Regions from separate parts of the Mus musculus genome. Here region 2 is linked to region 1. The links are chromatin loops, found by intact Hi-C in ENCODE. Cell type or tissue: heart. All regions are shown on one strand. Links, peaks and the distances in the headings refer to the core of each region. The heading gives the core; the rest is flanking DNA.

Region 1 (8,332 bases), core at 186-8,185:
TCGGGTCAAATCCCCAGCTGTAGGTCCCAGGGTTCCCTGTGCTTCTGTTGCCAGTTGTGATGGTGACAGTTTTACACTTCGTTTCATTAATGAGCTGCTGTCTTCTCTGGCTTGTATTGGAGACCCCTGGGTAGGAGCTGTCACCTTTGTCTGCCATCAGCTCTGATCGAAGCATTCCAGGTATATTTGTAGGAAAAATTGAGAAGATGAAAAGAAGGAAGATAATTCTTCTCGGTGAAAAGAAGGCTGAAAGGGCATGGTTTGCCTTATTCCGAATGGAAGAGCCAGCAAGAAGGGGTTAGGGGTGGGCAGCAAGGTTAATCAGGTAAAGGCACTTGCTGCCAAGCCTGACAGCCTAACTTCAATCCCCAGGACCTCCATGGTGGAAGGAGAGCCGAAAGATGTCCTCTGACTGCCACACATAAACCACGGCACACACTCACTCACATGCATGCACACAGAGTAAATAAAAAAGCCATTAAAAAATTAAAAGAAGGGTCTGAATACATAGGATCTTCGCATAGAGACCGGAAGAGAGCCAAGGCAGGGTAGGCAAGAGGGTGGGGCCTGGAGGGAGGTCTTGCCTCTGTTACAGACTGTGACACTGCTGAGGTAAGGACTGCAGCCTCTCATGCCTCAGTTTACCAGTGTATTAAATAGAGTTGTGAAGAGGAGAATACAATTTGTGTTAGAGCTCTGACACAAGAGCCAGGTGAACTAATTTGTCAAAACACTCAGAACAAAGCCATAGGCACGGAAGGAACGGAGTAAGTGTTGGAGAATGCACGGGGAGTGGCCATTGTCTTAAGGAAACTATCGTTTTGAATGCAGTCAGACAGAAGTGGCTCGATGGGTTCATAGCCCTGGGTGCTTCCTGAAACCCTCCTTATGGAGGTGGCCAGAATAGGTGCTGTTCTCCGAATAAACGAACAAAGAAGTCAATGAGCCTTAGGAAACTGAGGTACGCATACCTAGTGACCCTGAGGGTCTGGGTTCAGACCCTTCCTGTGTGTCAGCAGGCATCCCATATCCCTCCAGTACAGAACAGAACATCCAAGACCAGTCCCAGTGTGTTCTCCAGGGGCCAACAATTGCAATCCTTGGCCATCTTTCATGTTCTTACCCAGCTTAAATTCTGGCTCCTGTTTCTCAGAGTTGCTTCTGACTGGTGCCTCCTCACTTCCTCTTCTACCTAGGTACACACAAACCTGCAGGCCACCACAGACCGAAGCTTTACACTTGTCTGTAATATCACCTGCGTGTACCCAGTGACATGGAGCCTACAGGTGAGCAGATGTCCATGCCTTGTGTGTCTGGTGTAGGGATTGGGTCATTAGAATCCCAGAGCAGACATGACATGGGCTCATCACTCCTATTGGCCCTAGGTATGCAGAGGGCAGGGCATCTTCAGGGAGGCCAAGCGGGGCCAGGAAAGACAGAGGGGCTTTAAAAATCAGGAGATCAGAAACAGTCAACAGGCCTGGTCCAGAGTCAGGAAGAAATCCCTAGGAGCCACAGAGAAGAGACTCCAAGAGCAGAGAGCTGGGGACACCCCCACCCCTGCAAGTGTTGCAACCACAGTTGGTTGAGCTGTGGCAAGAAGCAGAGAAGCAGCTGTTCTGGCCCATTGCTGGAGAAGCTTCTGGAACAAGGAAGAAATGAACACTATGTGGGGGAGGAGGGGACACCAGGAAGCTGCGGAGGAAAGGACCATCTGGTGAATGGGAGAGCTCCTGAGTGGCCCAGCCCTGGCTGGGGATGAAGAGGAAGTGAGCTTAGCCTCAGTGCCAGCAGCTTGTGTTTGAGGCAGAGTCCCAGGCTGGAAAGTCAAGAGACATGGATTCTGGACCTAACTCTGTCCACTGGGGCTATCAAGCTAGCCCCTTCTCCTCTAAGAGCCTCACTTTCCCTATTTGCAATGTGCAAGAACACCAGAACACTTGCCCTGAAAAGATCATCCTCCTATATCTGGCCTCCCGAGCATGCCTGTCCAGGTTCCACTTGGCCCTGTGCCCCTCAGGCTTTGGAATTTGAATACTGCAATACTAAAACCCAGTTTTGGGAGAAGTCAAGCCCGTGTGCACAGTGCCAGGGTCTGAAAGGACCTAAAGTCTTCCAGGGGACCACGCCTCACGGTCGGCTCTGGATGAGCAGGGTCACCTGGGAGTCCTGAACAACAGGACTGTCTGGACTTGGGGAAAGGAATGCTTTCCGAGGCTGTAGCTCAATGGAAAGCAAGCAGTTCGCTGACTTTCCCCCTCATTAGATCCAACCTAGCCAGGGTCATTCTTACAGGTCTGTGCCTGCTTCACCAGGGGACTCACCATTGGAGGAATCTGATGGAGTCTGAAATGCACAGAACAAGACCTCAGAGCAGTCTGCACGGCCTGTGTCGGAAGTAACTACCATCTGTGGTTCCCTTCACTTCAGTCTTGTGGAAGGAAGACAATCCTCTCAGCATGGTCCCTCAGAGACTCTCAGAGGCCCAACTGAAGTGGGTGACTGAGGGCACAGAGCAAGGTAACCCAAGGGCCATGTCCACACTCGAGAAGTAGATCCTGAAACGGGTCTTTGATTCACACACAGCGCAGTGAGCCTAAGTATTTTTCAAAAGCTGGACTCAAAAGAGTCCAGGAGGCAGAGTTCTGGGTTCTAACCTTAGCAACAAATATATTGTCTTGCCTTGTGACCTCGGCAAATGATGTCTCTTTGAAGACTGCCTTAGTTTTCCCTTTGTGCATTGAAGGTGTGGCCCTGGCAATGGGCGCCCATTGGAAACACCATTCAAGCTCCAGAGAGCTACACCCAGAACCACAAATGTTGATCTAGATCAGATCCACTCTGAGCCCCTAACCCTGGTCTAGAGTGGAGACCTGCAGATGTCTGGAAATTGCACATCTCCTTCAGAATGGCCAAGTATGTCATGTCCTCTGTCAGGGTATCATCAGGACTGGGCAGAGGGTCCAAGGGGCTGGGTCCACCTGGCTCTGGGGAGTGTCCAGCAGGGCCACATTCCCATCCAGAAGCCAAGTGGCACTTGCAGACAGTCTAGGGGAGGTTTGACTCCAGAAAGTTTCAGAGAGCTGGTGGGCTGCAAGAAGCCTTCGATGGATGCAGACGCTTGTAAGCAGCAACCTGGTTGTCTGGTCATGAAGTCCATGGGGTCCAGAAGTTTGTCCAGGATAGCCATTGGTCCAGAGAACCCACCTAAGATCTGGATGTTGCTGGGAAGAAAAGATAGCACAGCTGGTACCAAGATGGAATTGCCTCGCCCTTGGCTGGGTGAAGGACAAGGGACAAAGATGAACACAGTATTATCTGTAGTCACAGGTGACTGATTCCAGGCCAGGAAGCCAGGCTCCCTGGTCTCAGGCCTATTCCTCCAGGAATTAGCCATGGGACTCTAGCCAATCATTACTCTTCTCTGTGCCTCAGTTTCCCTTTCAGTTTAATGAGAGAGTTGAGTTTTCCTGAGATCCCAATCTACTTTAGACTAAGCCCCAGGCTTAATCAGGATGCTGAAGGGAGGCCCGAGGGCCTTGAGGTCCTCACCTGGCGTTGTCTCTCTGTGGCCTTGTCCGTAGTAGTATCTCCAAGCACGGATAGGCCTGGCATCTTGTTTGCTTCCAAGGTTTCTATGAGACAGTCTCCTCTGTTGGGGGCGGGGGGCGAGGGGTTAAGGGCAAGACCTCCTCTCTCCAAGGTTAAATGTCTCCCACAATAGTGGAGGGCATTAAGATGGGCATGGGGTGGGGCGATGGCTCCGGGGGGCTTCCAAGGCCGGCCAGGACTCTACCGCTCAGGGGCGGGGGAAGCTCCTGAGCACTGGCGAAGCCGCCACTCTGCCAGTTGCCTTAAAAAGGCGCCAGCGCGCGCGCATCAGCAGAAGGGCTGCGGCTCTCTTCCAAAATAGGCAAGAACTGGGAGGCCGCGAGAGAAGAGCTGCGAGGAGCACAGACGTCACGCAGGGCCTCCCTCCTCCGGGCCACCCCACTCTGTCTGCATCACATTGCCATGGCAACGGAGTGTCGCGGTTAGCAGATGAATGAGCTGCAACAAGCAGAGGAGCCCGCAGGGACGCGCGCCCCCTCTGCGGTCAAATAACAAGACTGCAGAATGAATGCAGAAACTACCAGAAAGAAAGAGTGCCGTGACCCACCCATTCCCCACTGATCCTACTGCGTCCCAGAGGCCTGGGGGCTATTGGGCCTAGACATCTCTGACCTTATGGTTCATTGCTTCTCTCTTCCCAGGGTTCCCCTTTCCTCAGTCAGTTTCCTAAATCTGTGGAAAACCTGACAGCCTGTCTCTTAGCGCCCCTGTGTGAAGGATCATGATGCTGCGGCAAGTGTTTGTGACTGGGGTTCTCGCCGTCTATGTCGCCCTCTGGCGTTCGCGCGGGAGAAAACATTGGCGTTAATGAAGTTGTGGGGAGGATTCAGAGATAATGAATGGCATATATAGTACGAAGGTAAGTGCTGCTCCACACTGCTTCATTTCATTCTCAAATCATCTCCAATGCAGATTACTACTATTGTAACCATTTTACAGGGGAGAAAAATCGAGGTTGAAAGACCGGGCAAGTTTACCCAAGAAATTCCAGCATCAAGGGGCGATGCCCCCAGAACTCATCACAGAATTAAAAAGTGCTTGTGAGCCGGGTGTGGTGGCGCACGCCTTTAATCCCAGCACTCGGGAGGCAGAGGCAGGCGGATTTATGAGTTCGAGGCCAGCCTGGTCTATAAAGTGAATTTCAGGACAGCCAGGGCTATACAGAGAAACCCTGTCTTGAAAAACAAAACAAACAAAAAAAAGTGCTTGTGGCCCTCTTAGTTTCACGTCTGCGGCCTCTTGACCAGCCTCACAGTCCCTTGGGATAAGCAAGATGGAACTCCTTAAAATTATTGCCGTTTCACCTGTAAGACTGACACTCATAGAAGTGAATGGCTTGCTGGAGAGTGTGGGGCCCAGGTCTCTAGACTACTGATCTTAGAATTGGGGACAAGGAAACTGAATGAAGCCTACCACTTCTGTGAGACATTACCCTTTAGGAGAGAGAGCGTGGAGTTCTTCATTAATAACACAGAGCTCTGATCAGAAGAGGGGCAAGGAACTCTGTCTCTTTCCTTCCATGGAGAGCAATAATTGTGTATGTGCCATGTGTCATATTTTAGTGTGGTTGTTTTACAATCCTACCTGCTTGCTTATCCTGGATGCTCTACAGAGCCCCTCCTGCCTTCGGATGATGTTTTGAACAGACCTGCCTTGATACCAGTGGGTAGCTCTGCCCAGACCCGACACTTCCTCGCTATCCCTGCACAGACACTGATCTGCAAGTCTCTGGGTGTCAGCTTTGGTCTTACTAGCTTGTATTTGGAGCATCATCCAGTTTTCTTGTAAACTTTGGCCACGTGATTAGGGCTTTTATTATCTAGTGAGGTCTTGGCGTGAGGATTCATAGAGACTCAAACCCCATGCCTTCCTTGGTGCTTCCCATTCTTTGTTAAGTTACCCTGCTTGTCCTGGCACCCATTATGTAGACCAGGCTGACCACAAACTCAGAGATCCACCTGCCTCTGCCTCCTGAGTGCTGAGATTAAAGGCGTGTGCCATCATGCCTGGCTCCTCCATTGTCTTATTTTTTTTTAAGATTTATTTATTTTATGTATATGAGTACACTGTAACTGTTCAGATGGTTGTGAGCCTTCATGTGGTTGTTGGGAATTGAATTTAGGACCTCTGCTCACTCCAGTCCTCGATCAGCCCCCTTCATTGTTTTTTTAAATGTTATATTTAAAAATATGTATTTATTTTTGTTTTAAATGTGTGAGTGTGTGCCTTCATGTGTCTATGTATGCAGTGACCATGGAGGGCCAGAAGAGGGCATAAGATGAAACTGGACAGCTAAGAGTCGCCATATGGGACAAAAAAAAAAAAAAGAGTAGCCATATGGGACTGGCAAGATGGCTTAGTGGGTAAGAGCACTGACTGCTCTTCCAAAGGTCCTGAGTTCAAATCCCAGCAACCACATGGTGGCTCACAACCACCAGTAATGAGATCTGTTGCCTTCTTCTAGTGTGTCCTGAAGATAGCAACAGTGTACTTATTTATAATAATAAATAAATCTTTGGGCCAGAGCGAGTCTTAAATTCAATTTCCAACAACCACATGAAGGTTCACAACCATTTGTACAGCTACAGTGTACTCATATACATAAAATAAATAAATCTTTTTTTTTTAAGAGTCATCCTGTGGCTGTGGGAATAGAACCCTGGTCCTCTGTAAGAGCAGTAAGCTCTCTTAACCACTGAACCAACCTCCAGCCCTTCCCCATCTTAGTATTTTTAACTCATGCACTTAGGGGTGGTGAGGCTCTGATTCAAACCACCAAAAGGAATGCAAGGGGCTGGTTGGCATCAAGGATGAGGCACAGCTGGTGGCTTTGAGAAAGGGGACATTTACAGTGACACATCAGGTATGAGGAACATCCATCCCCACGTGGTGACAATAACTGAATTTATCAAGCAGAGTCTGAACTTCCAATCCTGTCAGAAGCCATCTTACTGCATCTCAGGGAATACACCAATGTACCAACTCCCTTTTTCAGCCGCCATACCTTTGCTTTGTTCCCCGTTCTTCCTCAGTAGGATTCTCTACCAATTCTGGAGAGCTGGGAATATCCATTCAGGAGTAACCTTTATCCAGACACCGCAGATATAACCTCAAGGGCCTCTCCTGAATGCTTTCCTCCCATTCCCTTTGAGTGCTTTCCTGTCACCCTGAGGTGTTTTCTGGCTCCAGCCACAGTTTCTCTTGTAGGGGCTGTGGTTACAGTCGCCTTTATAACTCCTCCTGCAGGCTGCTATTTGGGTCTTCTGGGACATTTATGGGTTTTGAAAAAGATAAAAGGACAGTGCAGATTGGTGTTGTTGGTAAATGTCATCCTTGGCTTGCAATGGTCAACTGTAATTTTCCACCAACATTGCATCTCTGCTGCAGAGAATCTCAATTTGCCCCAGGCCTAGGTTTTTAGCCAGGTCTATCAGCAGCTGTTGCCGTTGACCTATAGAGTATCAGACAGGAGCTACTTCCAGGACAAAGTATTTACACTAGTCCATGACTCAGAGGTCACAGTCCATCCTAGTTAACTTTGCCAAATTGACACAGTCATCTGAAAGGAGACAGCCTCAGCTGAGGAACTGCCTGCATCCAACTGGTCTGTGGGCGTGGCTATGGGGGGATTGTTGTGATTATTAATTGAAGCAGAGGTCTCAGCCCACTGTGGGTGGCACCACAGGCAGCTGGCCCTGTGTTGTATAAGGACGCCAGCTAAACATGAGTCCTGGGGCAAACCAGCCATGTTCCTCTGCGGCTTCTATGCTGAGTTCATTCCTACCTTGAGTTTCTGCCCTGACTTCTTTAGTGATGTACTAGGACCTGGAAGTGTGGGATTCCCCTAAATTGCTTTTGGGCAGAGTATTTCATCACAACAGAAAGGAAAGCAGAACAGAGTTCATGGCAGGGAAGGAATGTTCATGGTTACAGTGTATCGTCAGTCAGGAGCCCTGAAGTTTGGGCTGGAACCAGCTGCAGGTGACAACCCAAAAGGCCCACAGGACTAACCTCTTCCAGGTAGACCCCTCTTCCTAAAGGTTGCACAATCTCCCCGACAGAGAACACTTGGAGATCAAGTGTTCAAATATCTAAGCCCTAGGTAGGAGAGATATATTGAAACCATATCACAAGGGTATGTGTTTTGGCTGTGACTGCTTAGTTCTAGTTTCTATTGGCAGGGTCAGGGCTAACCCTTTGTCGGTAGGGGTCATGTCTAGTAAATTCTTACAATTCAACCATTATAAGCCAACACGTTGCAATTAGACTACTGGTGAGAGACTATTTTTTCCATATTATACCTGCAATCAGTTAATTGCCAATCTTTGTGACACTGGGCAATTTTGATATGTTAGTTACTAAGTTTTGTATCAGTTAGCTATGACTTTGTAACAAATATCCCTGCTCCAATATTGTAGCTTAAAATTCTTCTGTGTTTTTTGTTGTGGTGGTGGTGGTAGTGATTTTGTTTGTTTTTGATTGGTTTTTGTTGTTGTTTTGGCTGTTTGGTTGGTTGGTTGGTTTGATTTTTCAAGACAGGGTTTCTCTATGTAGGCTGTCCTACAACTCTCTCTGTAGACCAGGCTAGCCTAGAACCCATTCCTCTCTCTGTAGACCAGGCTAGCCTAGAACCCATTCCAATGCTCCTGTCTTCTGTGTACTTGGATTAAAGGCAGGCACCACCACTGCCCAGCCAAAATTCTACACATTTTTCCTTACA
Region 2 (8,332 bases), core at 127-8,126, 370 kb before region 1:
CGCCCGCAGCCCCGCCCCACGAGGGCGCAGATCCCGGCCGCGCGCGCATCCCCCGCACCTGGGCAGCTCGCTCTTCCACACGTAGAGGCTGCCCACGTAGGAGCAGGCGAGGCTGAAGCAGGAGAACACAGACACCCAGCAGCACAGCCCCGAGCCCGGGCCGCTCAGCGCGGCTGACTCGGGCTGCCGCTCTGGCCGCGATACCGACAGTAAACGCAGCCCGTCCCCGCCCAGCGCCGCCATCACGCCCGGACCCGTGGCGCGCGGCAGTGACGCGACGGCGTAGGTGACGTCAGGCGGCGGCGCGAGTTGTCGGGTCCCCCGGGCGCCCCTCCCCTTGCACGATAGTTGATACTTTGTGCTTGGAACGGCTTTATTGAAATACAGAAGTTGTGACACACGTGTCCCGGGCTTCCTTGGCTTGCTGGGCGTCTCAGAGAGAATGCTTAGGACCTGTGTCCCGGATTCAGCCACTCGGACAGATTGGATACCTCCTGTAGCCACAAGTCCTGCGGGAGCAGAGGAGGCGGTGGTGAGGACCCGGCGGTGGTAGCTCAGGCCCGCACCCGCCCTGCTCTCGCTGCGGTACCTCCAGGCCGCCCGCAGGGCTAGCTGCCTCTGCCGCCTGGGCCCTGCCGTGGGCCGCTTGGGTCTGCGATCCTCTAGCAGTGAGGGAGACCTCGGTGAGCTCGCGGTCGCGCGTGGCGGATTTTGGCGGGCTCCGGTCTCTTGCTGAGCCCAGAACTCGCGATTCTTCCCTGCCATGGTTGGGGCTGCCCCTCTTGGGCCTCTTGTTTTCTGCTTGCCCGATGGATTCTAGGAGAGAACAAGCCCATTTCATCTTACTCCCGAAGATTTGTGCCAATGCTACAGAGATTGTTGGGGCAGGGGTATCGTTCTAAATTAACTCTCCCGCTCCACCTTTCCGGATGAAAACATTTCAGTACCTGACCTCCCATGATAGGCGACATCTAACTTTCCGCCCAAACTAGGTGATATGCATTTCAAGTTCCTCTCTGAACCTAAGCTTTGCTTCGGGCAATAAGCAACTCAATCTCTCTCTGGTATTGTTCTAGGCAGTTACTACAGAGGCAGCTTTTTGTTGTTGATGTTCAGACAGACTCTCTTGAAACCCAGGCTAGCCTTAAAGTGATCATCTTGCTTCTAACACCCAAGTGCTGGAATTAGACACTCGTGAACATGCTTTAGCTCAGCGGTTCTCAACCTGCGGGTCGCACATCAGATACTTACACTGTGGTGCATAACAGTGGCAAAATGACAGTTAATTAGTAACACTGAAGATAACTGTATGGTTGGGGATCACCACAGCACGAGGCACTGTATTAAAAGGTGGCAGCGTCAGGAAGGTTGGGAACCACCATCACTAATCCGTAGTAGATCCAGTTTTGGAAGAACAAACACAGAGGAGGATCAAACTCGGTATTGACAAGCAAACCAACTCTGACACTGAGCTACATCCCCAGCCTCGCAGGTGCAGATTTACAGAGTCTTGCCTTGGCTGATTCCTCCTGAGTCAATGAATGCACGTTTCTCTGGAAAGGCTAATGTGCACATACTAAGTACAACGCACAAGTCCTATTGAGTAGCTTTAAAGTAGGAATGCATGCGGTTGCTACTCCAAGTCCCTCAATCACTGTGGAAGGCGGCCAAATCCCAGGTGGCAGCAGCATGGCTAAAGTGGAATGGGATCGTTGGATAGCTGGACCACTCCACACCATGAATTTTATTTCTCTGGTTTCAGTCCAGGGCTTACCCCCAAAGCTAGAAACTTACCTTCAGGGAATTCCTGGGCAATATTCTTGTGCTGGTCTTTGGTGTTCTGGGCTGAAATGTTTTTCTCTGGAGTCAGGTGCTTTAACAATTAGAAAGACCAAGTGAATTCTGCAGAAGTCTGAATGAACCTTAGTGAGACGTGTGGTTTGGTTTATATGGATGTTTTCACCCTCATCCTCCTAACTCAACAGTCTCTACTTGGCCTCCAGCTTTCAAAGCATCCCCCTTCTGTGGACCCTTGTACAACTCACACTGTAGCCATTCCCAGCATATCCCTGAACCTCAGGCTCTGAAGATGGCACTATTCATCATTTTTATGTGTTTATGCCCATCTTTCTACTCCAGGTTTACCATGTGTATTTGTAACTATGTGAATTATGTGTCTACAGGAGAGGTGGTCAGGTCCCCTGTAATTGGAGTTACACTTTGACAAGCTGCCTGATGTGAATACTGGGAACCAAACCAAACCAATAGCAGCATGGTCCCTCTTCCACACAGCCATTTCTCCAGTCCCTTTTTATTTAGTCTTGGCTGTCTGGAACTCAGTATATGGTGGAGAACAAGCTGGGCTTGAACTTGCAGAGATCCTCCTACCTTTGCCTCACAAGTGCTAGAATTAAAGGCATACACCACAATCCCTGGCCCTGTCTTTTTTTAAATTAAATTCTTTGAGACAGGGTCTCTTATATCCCAGAGCTGACCTTTAATGTCTGACCATCTGTCCCTCTATATACATGTACACTTAGTTAAAAATACATCTTTTAAAAAGTTGAAAAAAATGAGTGTTTGCATGAAAGCTGCAGGAGCACACTTCATAAAATGGCATAGTAGCACATATGTAATCCCAGCACTCAGGAGAGGGAGGCAGAAAGAGCAGGAGTTCAAGATAACCCTCAGCTACATAGGAAGATAAAAGCCATTCTCAGATACACAGTGAGACCCTCCTCCCCGCCCCCACTCCTGTAATGTCTACACCAAGGGGAGGGGAGAAGTAAGCCAATAGAAGGTGGGCGGGGCTTTGGGAGAGGAGCTGGGTTATGTGCGTTCAGCAGTCACAGTCTTGTTTTCAGTGTGATGGAGACCTCTGGGGATTGGGGGAGGAGCACACGGCACAGTGACTATCCTTAAAGCATCAAGTTGACACTTTCAAAGGGAAGTCTTAGGTAAGAATTACACCACAGTACTATGCATTCTATGATACACTGCTTCTTGTTTCCCCCTTTAAGACAGTTTTGCTAGATAGTTCTGTCTGTCCTGGAACTTACTATGTAGGCCAGGTTGTCACTCTGTCTCCTAAATGCTGGGATTAAATGTGAGAGCTACCTGGCATTCTCATTACAGATTTTTATGTTATAGGAGCTCTGCAGTTACAGTTATCATCATTTCTGGGGGATCCCACAGTCTCTCCTCAGATGCACTCACATGAGATTCACTGCATATTAATACAAATTCCAACTTCTAAGTAATTACATTCTGAGGAACACACAGGGGCAAAGATCACCCTCAAAATCCAGCAGAGTTTCGGTTCACTCTGGCCTGGGAAATCTTGCATAGCACACGTCTTTGTCCTTTTCCTTTTAGAAACTGGTCTTACAGAGGGGTGACCCACTTGAGATGGCTAACACTGTGAGCCTTGTATGCCTATCAGTATCTGGGCCCCAAGAGAGACAGCCCAGTCCTTTAGAGAACTGCCATTTCTCCTTAAACTATAGATGGGTTAATTCTATATCTGGTGAGTTGGCTAGTTACCATGGAAACAAAGTAAAAGGGGGGGAAAAAAAACTTGACCTATTGCCTTGATCATGTAGTTTGTAGCTGAAGCCACTGGGGGCCGCTATTGTGCCACCAATGAGTTAACACAAAGTGGCCTCTAATGAGGGAAGGACTAATGACAATGGATCTGTGCACACTCATTCCCTGGGCTTGCCACTCAGCCCTACAGAGGCACAATGTGATCAGGCTTTGAAACCCTGCCAGTTATTAGCCATGTAACCAGCAAGGTTTAGGTTTCACAGTTACCTTATTTATAAGGTGGAAGATAATGACCTAATTCAGAACATCTTTGTTGAGACGGAAATGGAAATACAGATTAGGTATTCTGTAAATACTCCTTTCTTTCAGCATCATTGAGTTAAGTGGGCCACAGATGGCCCTGAGGCTATGAGCCACCACTAGAGCCAAAAGGTAAAGAGCTCAGATCAGTTCTTTCCGACTTCACTGGGATGTCAGAGAGGTCCAAGCAGAAGATCTCAAGAAGCAGAAACAGCCCAGAACCTGAGGGGATCTCCTGGGTTCTAACGATGGCTCAGGCTGTGTTCTCAAGGTGTTCCTGGTTGAAGTGAATGAGGCTGCACCCTTTCCAGTTTGCCCACATCCTAACACCAAGAGCCTGTGAATGTGAGATTATTTGGAAAAAGGGTCTTTGTAGATATAATTAAGGATTCAGAGATAGGACCATACTGCATGCAGGACTCAGGCTGGGCCCCCCTAAATCAGAAACAGTTGGGTAGGAAAAGACTAGGTGAAGATGGGGGTAGAAACTGGAGTTATGTAAGCCACAAACTAGGAAACCAGAGAGACAGGATGGATTCTCTCCCAGTGCATCTAAAGGAAACACAGGCCTGCTCATGCCTCGATTTTGAACTTCTGGCCTCCAGCGCTATGACAGAATAAATGATGTTTTTAAGTCACTAAGTCTCTGGTAATGGCTTACAACATCTCTAGAGAACGAATACCGTGTTTAGAAGCTTCGCTTGCTTGAGGTGTGGCCATCAGCTCTCCAACTAGGTGAAAGCCAACGAGATTTAGTGAGGCCTGCACACAGGTTATGACAGAAGTTGTGAAGGGAGCGTTGACAGGCTCTGCTTTGTGGGCTGCCCTGCCTGAGCACCAGCACCCCTCCAACAGGTAAAAGGAGGTACAAAAGGGAGAACAAATGCCCACGCTGTCCTGAAGGTCCTGCTCTTTCTGAGAGTGGTGAGAGACAATGCGAGGGGCTGGAGAGAGCGCCTGCAGCTCTTGGAAAGGGCAGGAGTTTGGTTTCCAGGGTCTCACAACACCTATAACTCCGACTCCAAGAGATCACATGTGCGGATCAATAGTTCATTCCCTTTACGGTTGAACAGTGCTCAACTATATAGATCATCAACCTGTTGGGAGTTCTAACAAATACACAAACAGGCGGTGGTGGTGCATGCCTTTAATCCTAGCACTCGGGAGGCAGATGCAGGCGGATTTCTGAGTTCGAGGCCAGCCTGGTCTACAGAGTGAGTTCCAGAACAGCCAGGGCTATACAGAGAAACCCTGTCTCAAAACAAAACAAAACAAATACACAACAAAGAGACTATGACCATGGATGCACTTGTTTCAGTGTGACACAGTGGGTAGCTAGGCCAGATAAGCATATGTGTAACCCCCCAAACCTGTCAAGTTGTCTCCCAAAGGACTTCTTATCTACCCCCCCCCCTTTTTTTTTTTCAAGACAGGGTTTCTCTGTGTAGCCCTGGCTGTACTGGAACTCACTCTGTAGACCAGGCTGGCCACGAACTCAGAAATCTGCCTGCCTCTGCCTCCTGAGTGCTGGGATTAAAGGCGTGCGCCACCACCGCCAGGCTTCACCCCCTTTTCGAGATAGGGTTTCATCATGTTGCCTGGGTTTGGCACGGGCTAAACAGTCTTCCTACCTCAGCTGTCAGAGCTGGGGCTACAGGCACATGCCACCATGCCCATTGGCCTTTTTATTCCCCGAACATGTGATTTTTATGTGAATTTTCATACCCTGATTAATGGTTGTATGTATTTATTTGTGGATTCTGGGTTCTGTATGAGCACTCTTGCTAAGTGTGCTCACTTACTGAATAGAGTTCTATAACGAACTTTGTTTGACAAGTGGCCTGTACTTATTTTTAAACTAGAAATCCAGTTTCTTCCATAGACACAAGATTATCCCATGTCACAGGGGTGTCCCCTTAGTAAGTTACCCATTTCATCATTTGTCACATGTACTGCCAAATATGACCTTCTGAGAGTAATTTAAAAATACCGATGTCACATTTTTAATTTCTGATACCAATATATATCTCAAATATTGGTTTTGGTTTTTCAAGATCCTCTGTATTTTGGAACTCACTCTGTAGATCAGCCTGACCTTGGACTCACAGATATCACCTGCAATAGAGGCATCTTATAGTTAAACCAAACCAACCAACCTGAGACAAGGCATTCTTGCTCTGCAGCCCCATCTGGTCTTGAATTCACTATGTAGCCCAGGCTGCTTCAGACTCTCCATGCCCCAGCCTCACCCTCCTGGGTACTGGGGTTACAGCTGTGCACTGCAGGAAGCCCTCTTCCTCACTCTGGCTTACCTGCTTATTCCTTTATTAATATGATCAATGTGCTCTACCTTTTCCTTTCCATGGTTTTTCTTTATTTTTATTTCCTATTAACGTCCACATGGCTCTTTCTTATTTCATTTGCTCTGTTTGTGCAGCTTGCTCTTCTCGGTCCGTAAGAGCTTTGGCTGGCACGGCCGCCATGCTGAGGTAGGTCATCCTCTCCAGGCAGGACAACGTTAGCTACAGTCCACACATTCTGATCATCTGCATTTTCATTTCATTAAATTACTTCTAACTTTTCTTTGTCCTTTTTTTTTTTTTAAGATTTACTTACATTATGTATGTGAGTACACTGTCTTCTCTTCAGACACACCAGAAGAGGGCATCAGATCCCATTACAGATGGTTGTGAGCCACCATGTGGTTGCTGGGAATTGAACTCAGGACCTCTAGAAGTGTAGTCAGTGCTCTTAACCCCTGAGCCATCTCTCCAGCCCCTAACTTTTCTTTAACTTCATGTTTTATCTCATTTATCATTTATTTTACAACTACTATAAAATCTTTCAGATATGTTTCTGTTATTAGTTTTGTTTTAGTAATTCTAGTGTGGTCAAAATATACTTTGGAAGCTGGTGCTATGGTTCAGTGGGCAAAGGGTTTGTTACCAAGCCTTAGTTCCAATCTTGAGCCCACATGGTAGGAGAGGACAGATCCCTGCCAGTCATCACTCGGATTCCTACATACGACTGTAGCAAGTGTCACAGAGTAACATCAAACACCATGTACTTCAGAGCAAGCTGCCTCGCTGAATGAAGGCATTTGCCGATTGCCAATCCTCAGTACCCAAGTTCAAGCCCTGGAACACACACGGAACGAGGAGCAGCTTCTGCGAGTTGTCCCCTGGCCTCCGCACAAGTAGCTGTTAGAAATATTTTACACATAAATTTGTATAATTTTAAATACGTTTACATTGGGAGATATCTAATGTCTGGGAACGTAGTCTATTCTGATACAAAGATCTCTAAAGGCTGGACTACGCACTGCTCTGATATAGAAATATCTGATGGCTGGGATATGTTCTATCCTGCTGAATGTATCACGTGTGAATGAGGAACTGTATCTTACATGGTTGGACAAAGTGTTTTTATGAACAGCAATTAGGTCAAATTGATTGATAGCACTGTTAAAAACTTACAGACTTACTGATTTCCTATCTAGTCGTCCTGCCAGTTATTGAGAGAAGTATGTTGAAATCTCCAGATATAGCTTGTATTTAACTCCTTGCACTTAAGAGTTTCATTTTGTTTCCTGCATTTTAAAGCCTTAAACGGTCTGTGCATGTTTAGGACTATGGATGGCCCCTGGGCTGTGATGGTTAGCATGGATTCTTGGCTCCACAGTGGTTGGGGATGCACATTCAAATGATCTTTGTGGGTCCCCCATCCTTTTTTTGTTTTATTTTTCGAGACAGGGTTTCTCTGTGTAGCCATGGCTGTCCTGAAGCTAACTTTGTAGACCAGGCTGACTTCAAACTCAGAGATCTGCGTGCTTCCTCTGGGATTAAAGGCTCCTACACTGCCTGGCTTCCCCCTAGCCCACACATTCAGCATAACATTCAATATAGCCCACAAACTGTTGTATAAAATTGGATTTGTGTTTATAGTTTTTCCAAGTTAGAAGCTGTGTGTCTGAACACATTTAAGCTAGGCTGGGCTATGATATTCAGTTACCTAGGTGTATTAAGTGGGATTTAGTTGTGATTTTAACTTATGATGGGTTACTGCAATACAATCCAATTATCAGTTGAGGAATATCTGTAGTGTGTCGGGATCAACTGACTTCATTAGTATGAAGGGACCCTCTCTATTTTTATTATTATTTATTAATGTGTGTATGATGTGTGTGAGCACAGGCATGCTGGGGGATGGAGGACTAGCCTGTGGGGTCAGTTCTCTCTTGGTCTCTTGCTCTTTCTGCTATGCTGTGCTAGGTGATACACAAGTTTCTACCCAATTCTTCTGCCTTAGAAGTGCTGAGATTAAAGATATACACTACCACATATGGCTTTTTACGTGGGCTCTGGGAATCAAACTCTGGTCTGCAGACTTTCTCAGCAAGAACCTTATCCTGAGCCATCTCGCTGGCCCTGAAATGATCCCGTCTATCCTACATAGTAGTGTCCACTCTAAAACCTACTTGTCTGAT

The links. Hi-C counts contacts between places; a loop is a spot of excess contacts. Peaks named below come from ENCODE experiments on the same cell type or tissue, not always from the same donor. Only the 100,000 strongest peaks of a DNase experiment are listed, where the experiment ranks them.
Region 2: a loop joins it to region 1, with 4 times the contacts of the local background. A loop is called at or near these places in 4 of 42 quality-filtered maps.

What each region holds. Positions count from the first base shown.
Region 1 is chr19:4,997,949-5,006,280 of GRCm38, forward strand. It overlaps a transcript of Npas4 not described here. Among named protein-coding and RNA genes, the nearest start is that of Npas4, 12 kb to the left of the region's middle. In heart, for the core only: CTCF peaks have their summits at 4,372 (motif pointing left) and 5,849 (motif pointing right); DNase peaks (open chromatin) are centred at 4,023 and 4,393; H3K4me3 peaks cover 1,774 bases; H3K27ac peaks cover 1,829 bases.
Region 2 is chr19:4,625,375-4,633,706 of GRCm38, forward strand. It overlaps Rce1 (Ras converting CAAX endopeptidase 1), which reads right to left and starts at 271. Exons shown (of 8, transcript NM_023131.2): 1 at 59-271. The coding sequence starts at 243. It overlaps Gm960 (predicted gene 960), which reads right to left. Exons shown (of 15, transcript NM_001033447.3): 14 at 1,795-1,873; 15 at 467-816. The coding sequence ends at 467. In heart, for the core only: a CTCF peak has its summit at 3,628; a DNase peak (open chromatin) is centred at 267; H3K4me3 peaks cover 1,741 bases; H3K27ac peaks cover 1,121 bases; H3K27me3 peaks cover 113 bases.